Linked DNA regions of Homo sapiens: region 2 is linked to region 1. Evidence: read pairs that join two places in POLR2A ChIA-PET (ENCODE). Cell type or tissue: GM12878. All regions are shown on one strand.

Region 1 (4,000 bases):
TCTCTACATACAATGTCAGCAGTGTGCAACGATGGTGAGGAATTCTTGTCGTTTTTAAATAAAAGAAAGAGGAAAATAATTTGCATTCCATCAATGATAAGTAAAAACAAAAGAAGGACGTCAAAATAAAGTAACTTCTCTGAGCTTGTGAATAGCAGAAAAACCAGTCAGTTCTCTCAAGAATTCATGACTTAGAGACTTATTTAGTGACAATTAACCCATTACTACTCTATACTATTACCGAGGCCTTTCTGTGGATTTGGTCTCATTTTTAAGCCTTGTGCTATTTTCTAAAGGCATCAACATCGCACATGTCTACCATTGCAACCTTCATTTATAATCAGATCTCTACCAAGCCTCTGCTTTTGGCACTGTACAGAACTTCTTTTGTCATACAATGTTCTTATGGTACAAAATTCTTTGTGTCGTCTTCCTTGAATCTTCCCATCAAGTTTCCCTCTCCTCAGATGGACTGATGGAGGAGCAAAATTCGGCTTCTGAACACTGCCTGACAAGCACTTCCCTCCCTGCAAGGCCCAGCTCTCTTATAGGATGCTAAGGGACCTTCCTGGATTCCTCTGGAAAGTTAGCTGCATACTACTGGGGGCTGGTTCCCAGATCACTGAGTCTGTGGTCTCAGCCAGAAACACAAGACACATTGCTCTTCAATTTGTTTAGAAATGTGTCTCCCTGTGAGAATATGTGCTCTTTGAGGGTAAGAATCAGTCCCATAATTTTGAGATTCCCCAGGTACCAGCATAGTACACTAGATCATAGTCACCTTTTAGTAAATATTTGTCAAATAAAGAAATGTGAGTGAATAGACAGTAAAATGCCTGACACCTATACTGATACATTTCAAAAAACAACAAACACAAACACACACACACACACAGTGGAAGACTATCTCCATTCAGGGAAACTCTTGTATTTCTTCATCCTTTAAACATTTCTTGCTTTCTCTCTTAGTTTTATGGTAGCTTTCTGTAAGATTTGTGGGTGCTTATAAGATCATGCTATTTGTAAAAGAGTGTATGTTCCTTTTAACAGAAGTATGGACTAGTGAAAGCACTGTCTTAGAGTGTGTTTGTGTACCATCACAGGTTTGTAGCACAGAAGGGTCCTCAGGGAAATAAAATCTACTCCAGTAAAATGATAAAACTAAGACAAATGAACAGGTAATGAGGGAAGACCAGAAAGAGAACATCCATATATACAGTTTCTTTTGCTTATGATGGTTATCAGAAGCTCAACCACATTAGGTATCAATTATTATGAGTTCTATGACAGTATGTGGACTTTTAAAATTAAGTGGCTTATATAAATAGCTCACACCACAATGGAAGAGAAAGGAAGATAGTTAGCAGAAGAAGTGTGAAGATTCGGAAAGACTAATAAAAATGATTTTTAAATGATGAAGGGCTAAATGTATTTCCCGCAGATGCTATTTGATGACCTATCAGGTACAAAACACACACACACACACACACACACACACACACACACACACTTCAGCAAAGAGGAACAGGATGAAAACATGGATTCTACTTGTGTAACAAAGAGAAAATGGAAACGCTAATTAAGATTTTTAAAGAAAGAATGTTCTAAAATGTGTTAAACGAAGGGAAAGAGGGGAAATAGATATTTTCAAACTACGAAGAAAGACTACAGTATAAAGACCTAACCTACAAGTCCAGTATTTGCTCCCAGAGTGGCTGCCACACAGTGGACGTGTGATCAGTTCTTCAACAGGTTGTAAGGAAACCTCAACTGTTTTGGAGGAAATAACTCGGTACACCCCAAGGACCATGCAAAGCCTTGATAATAGCACAACAGCATCCTTCTACCCCTTCTTCTCTCCTTATTGGTTGATGCTGGACTGTATTTGTGCTGACAGTGGAAGGTTTTTTGACAACGTATGGACAGTTCTATAGAGCAAAATATAAGTATCTAGAAAAACAACATCAATATAATTAAAAATCAGATTAAAAATTAGGATTCAAAACACTAACAAAGAGGAAAATGGCAAAATATCAAGCACTCAGCTTACAATTGGAGATGGTCTACAACATGACAGTCTGGAATGTAAAAAGGAAGCAGGATATTGAAGAGGGAGCACCACCGCAAGTGAGAAAAGAGCCAGGGAGAGAGACGTCAGTCAATACACCAGAAGAGAAAATGGACATAGGGAAGCCCAATGCCCAGATACTCATCAATGAGGCAAGAGCTTCATGGGCGCCCACTATTATTAACTAGGTAGAATAAGAAGTTTACCAGGTAGGGAAAACCAGAAGGTGGGGAAGGGAAGGAGGCTGAGGAGTAACTCTTGGAGGTTTAAAAAAAATGTTAGAAAAGGTGAGCATCCGGAGTCCATGACAAAGCGAAGATTATTCATAGGCCTGGGCAAAGTCAAGAGATGAAGGAAGGAAGTCTTTCTTCCTGTGCGGGGTGGGGAGAGCAGCAGCAGCAAACTTTATCACTAGGTTGAAAGGGGAAATAACAGAAACAAAACTGCTGTTTGTATTGATGGCAGTCACACAGGGGAAATCTGGTTCCTCTTTCTATGAGTGAAGAAAGAGGTCAGGGGAGGTACTTGGCACTAAAGGATGATATAACCTTGAAAGGACTGGCTCAGGGAGGACAAGAGAATGGTGTGTGTGTGTGTGTGTGTGTGTGTGTGTGTGTGTGTGTGTGTGAAGGGGAGACCTGGTGGAGTGTGAATGGCAATATGCTATGGGAGTCGTTTTCACTCAAAAAGGAATAGCAAAACCCTCTCATACAGAGAAAATGACAGGGCGCAAGGAGCTCAAAAATGAAGAGGAGCCTTCCACTTCTAACAAGAACACACTAGATGTAAATTGGCAATGCTGAAAGAGCAGTGAGTCCCAGAGCCAGAAGGAACTTTCCTAAGGTATCCAGCCCGTGGATAGTCTAAATGTCCCACGTAGATGTGACAAGCCAGGAATGATCCCAATTTACCTAGCTCCAGAATTGCCTGATCTTCTTCTTGACTCAATGCCCCCAACCTCACATTCATCCCCTTGCTTCCCATTTCTAGCTAGTAGGTAACAGCACTGAGCCCGTTCAAATTTCTCACAGACAGTCTCTATTCATTCTGACATTATCTCTCCAGTAAGTCCTACTCTGGTTATCAAACTTTCTGTAGTCTGGAGAACAAACAAATCCCTAATATGGTCATTCTTTTCATGCTGAGAGATCAAACTCATCCTATTACTGGGATCAGTAATAGTAAATGCAACCCTGACACCGACAGGAGAGAGTCGTCAGGTACATTACCACTTTTCTTCACAGCTGCCCCTATGAATGCCATGAAGGACCACGGAATTAGGGATGGAATAAATTCGAGGATTTGATGAAAAACAAAACAAAAAAATAGGGCTCCCTTTGATTGTCATCCTTAGACAAAATTTGATACTCTTTGCACTACCATATGATTATATCCCCTGATTTTCTAAGATTAAAGTCCATTAGAGTTAGAAATTGGAACTCTCAAGCCGAAGTCAAGAAAACAAATCATGTCTGGTTTTAGAGGTGCCAGAATGATACAATGGACTTTGGAGACTTCGGGGAAAGGGTGGGAGGCGGGTGAGGGATAAAATACTACAAATTGGGGCTGCGCGTGGTGGCTCACGCCTGTAATCCCAGCACTTTGGGAGGACAAGGTGGGCGGATCACAAGGTCAGGAGCTCGAGACCATCCTGGTTAACACGGTGAAACCCCGTCTCTACTAAAAATACAAAAAATTAGCCGAGTGTGGTGGCGGGTGCCTGTAGTCCCAGCTACTCAGGAGGCTGAGGCAGGAGAATGGCATGAACCCGGGAGGCGGAGCTTGCAGTGAGCCGAGATTGCACCCCTGCACTCCTGCCTGGGTGACAGAGTGAGACTTGTCTCAAAAAAAAAAAAAACTAAAAATTGGGTACAGTGTATACTGCTCGGGTGATGGGTACACCCAAATCTCACAAATCACCACTGAAAAACT
Region 2 (4,000 bases), 220 kb before region 1:
GAAGTCTACCATATTACTTTATAAAATGTTTTCTGTATGCCAGTAAACTGAAAATATGGATCAACAACAACAACAAAATGCGTCTTGACACAGTTTTGAGGCCCTATGTAGGGGTTAGTCAATTTTCACTGAGCAATCGGTTAAGCCCATATCCCCAACCACCTCCCTTATGAGACTCTCACCCTCCTGGCCACCATACACTTTTCCTAATTACTCTAAGGGCAGGTATCAGATAACCAGAGGCAGCTCCTATACCCTGGAGCCCACTGAAAGTGCTCAAATTAGTCAATCCTAAGCCTGCGTATCCTGCCTCATCCATTCCTTCCTGCAGAAACCACAATAAAGACACTTGTCTTCCCTCTTCCTTTGCCTCACGACCAACCTTGGTGCTTCCCCTGAGTGGCCCTGTGTGGCATATTGTGTTCTTCCCAGAGAACTGTCAGTATAAGAAACTGTAAAACTCTTTCTGGTTTCTGTCTGTTGATCTGCATCTGGCCTCACCAGGTAATATAACTAAAACAGTATTAAATTAATACTGAGTTGGAAGAATAACAATTTGTATTTAATATAAATGCTTTTCCAGCCATAATCTTTGAGGCACAAATGAAATAATGGATACAACTTTAAAGAATGACAATTCCTTGTAAATGTAGGGTATTATAGTTGACTCTTAAACAACATGAGTTTGAACTATATGGCTCAACTTGTACATGAATATTTCTCAGTAAATATATTTGAAAATGTTTTAGAGATTTATGACAATTTGAAAAAAACTTGAAGATGAACCTTGTAGCCTAGAAATATCTAATATTTTCTAAAAGTTAGGTATGTCATGAATGCATAAAATATATGTAGACACTAGTCCGTTTTATCATTTACTACCATAAAGTGTACATGAATCTGTTATTAAAGTTTGTTAAAATGTACACAAACACTTAAAGACTGCACATGAGAGAAATGTAAACAAATGTAAAGATGAAGTATTAAATCATAATTGCATAAAATTAACTGTAGTACATACTTTACTACTGTAATCATTTCATAGCCACCTATTGTTGCTACCGTGGTGAGCTCAAGTGTTGTGTATTCACTGAAAACACCATTTGGTGCTAATCATCTCCACAGGAGCAGTTCGTCTCTCTAGTAAATTGCATATGGCAGTAAAAAGTGATCTCTCACATTTCTTGTGTATTTTTCATCATGTTTAGTGCAATACTGTAAACTTTGAGTAACATCATGAGACCTATATGAAGTGCCACTAATGATGCTGGAAATGCTCCCAAGAAGCATAGAAAAGTCATGACATTATGAGAAAAAGTTGATTTGCTTGATATGTACCATAGACTAAGATCTGCAGCTGCAGTTGCCCACCATTTCAAATGAATCCACTGTAAGGACCATTATATAAAAAGAAAAGAAAATGTGTGAAGCTGTCACTGCAGCTATACCAGCAGGCACAAAAACCTTGCACTTTTTGCGAAATACCTTTTTATCTCATATTGAAAAATGCAGCTTTTATGTGTGTGCAGGATTGCTATAAGAAAGGCATACCTATAGACTTTGAGATTAAATTTAATTTAAGATTTGAGAAAAGCAAAGTCATTATATGACAGTTTAAAGCAAAATGAAGGTGAAAGATCTAAAACTGGAGAATTTAATGTCAGCAAAAGATGGTTTGATAATTTTAGAAAGAGGTTTGGCTTTAAAAATGTCAAGCTAATAGGAGAAGCAGCTTCTGCCAACCAAGAGGCAGCAGATAAGCTGCCAGACACCATTAAGAAAATTGTTAAAGAGAAAGGACATCTCCCTGAACAGGTTTTTAATGCAGACAAAAGAGCCATATTCTATTTTTTTAAAGTGCCACAAAGGACATTTATTTTGCAAATGCAGTTGCGTTTATGATCAGGACTTCCCTTGTCTATAAAGCTGCTAACCTTTGAGCCTTGAAAAGAAAGGTAAGCACCAGTTGCCAGTATTTCGGCTGTACAACAAGAAAGCCTGGACAATGAGAACACTTTTTCTGGACTGGTTCCATCTATGCTTCATCTTTGAAGTCAGCAAGTATCTTGCCATTAAGCGATTGCCTTTTAAAGTTCTTTTGATATTGGACAATGTTCCTGGCCACTCAAAACCACGTGAGTTCAACACCTAAGGTGTCGAAGTGGTCTGTTTGCCTGAAAACACAATGTTTCTAATTCAGCCTCTAGATCAGAGGTTATAAGGGTCTTTAAGTCTCATTACACATGGTTCTCTATGGAAGGGACTGTCAATGCTATGGAAGAGAACATCGACAGAGGTAGCATCTTGAAAAGCTGGAAGGATTACATCATTGAAGATAACATTGTTGCTATAGAAAAAGCTGTCGAAGCCATCAAGCCCAACTAAATTCCTGCTGAAGGAAACTGTTTCCAGATGTTGTGCATGACTTCACAGAATTTATAACAGAGTCAATCAAGGAAATCATAAAAGAAATTGTGAATATGACAAAAAGGGTGGTGGATGAAGAATTTCAAGATACAGATCTTGTAGAAATTCAAGAGCTAATAGACATCACACCAAAGGAATTAACAGAAGACAACTTGATGGAGATGAGTGCTTCTGAACCAGTGCCAGATGATGAAAAAGAAGATGTTGAAGAAGCTGTGCCAGAAAACAAATTGACATTGGACAATCTGATGGAAGCATCCCAATTTTTCAAGACTTATTTTGACTTATTTTACAACATGGGCCCTTCTATAATATGGGCACTGAAATGAAAGCAAACAGTGGGAGAAGGATTGGTATCATATAGAAACATTTTTATAGAAATGAAAAAGCAAAAAAGTCACATTGCAATGTATTTCCATAAAGCTACACCAATTGTGTCTGCCTTTCTTGCCTTCCCTTTCTCCTCCTCCACCTCTTCCACCTTTGCCACTCTGAAACAGCAAGACTAACCCCTCATCTTCCTCCTCTTCCTCAGCCTACTCAACATGAAGACAACAAAGATGAAGACCTTCCTAATGATCCACTTCCACTTAATGACCAGCAAATAGATTTGCCTATCTTATAATTTTCTTAATAACATTTTCTTTTCTCTAGCTTTCCTTATTGTAAATGTAGAGTATACAGTGCATATGATATAGAAAATATGTGTTAGTCAACTGTTTATGTTATCAGTAAGGCTTCCAGTCAATAGTAGGCTATTAGTAGTTATGTTTTGGGGGGAAGTAATAAGTTATACATGAATTTTTGACTGGGTAAGCTGTCAGTACCCCTAACTCCCACATTATTCTAGGGTTAACACTGCCACGATATTACCTTCCTAGATATATTGCTGATCTGTTTCAGACCTTCATCATATATTATTTAGACAACTAAAATACAATTAATTCAGTTATTGATTAGCTTTACGAATATCAGTTGAGTTCTCTACTATATGCCAAACTCTTTACTAGTTACTGAAGCACTTTATTAGAATAAGACATGTTTTTCTTGCCTTCAAGAATCTTACATTTGAATTAGAGTTACATATGCAAGTAATTAATTACAATGTAATGTTATAGATGGATAATAAAAAATAATCATGAAAGCAGAGGAAGGAGACTCCTTGGTTATCTGGGGGAAGAAGAACTTCACAGAAGCTGATATTTGAAGTGTTTTGAAGGACAAATTGGAGACAGAAAACAGACTGATAATCTTAAAATTCCAGATAAAATGTGGCAAACATCCCTTTAAATAGACATTTGAGACCATAAGAAAGCAAAGGAGTTACACAGAATTCAAAAAATAAAGAAGTTCTATTTCTGGAATGGCAACATAAGAGGTTCCATGGACACATTCAACAGTGAAACTGAGGAAAATTACTTTAAAATAACCATTTAAAGGCAGTGGAAATTGTCCTAAGTGTATATAGCAAATGAGGAAACATTTATTCGGGAAAACATACCAAAACTTGGTAAGAACAGCAGGGGTCTGTGGTATTTGATCTATAAGCCTACTTTCACCCTTCCTGCTTCTG

What was found. Peaks named below come from ENCODE experiments on the same cell type or tissue, not always from the same donor. Only the 100,000 strongest peaks of a DNase experiment are listed, where the experiment ranks them.
Region 2: POLR2A ChIA-PET joins it to region 1 with 5 read pairs; 2 of 35 experiments call an interaction of 5 or more read pairs at or near these places.

The regions. Positions count from the first base shown.
Region 1 is chrX:45,751,315-45,755,314 of GRCh38, forward strand. MIR222HG (miR222/221 cluster host gene) reads right to left here. Exons shown (of 2, transcript NR_170290.1): 2 at 1-4,000. Among named protein-coding and RNA genes, the nearest start is that of MIR222, 6.2 kb to the left of the region's middle. In GM12878, no CTCF peak of the experiment used is centred here; a DNase peak (open chromatin) is centred at 2,497.
Region 2 is chrX:45,528,791-45,532,790 of GRCh38, forward strand. No RefSeq gene overlaps it. Among named protein-coding and RNA genes, the nearest start is that of LINC01204, 25 kb to the left of the region's middle. In GM12878, no CTCF peak of the experiment used is centred here; no DNase peak of the experiment used is centred here.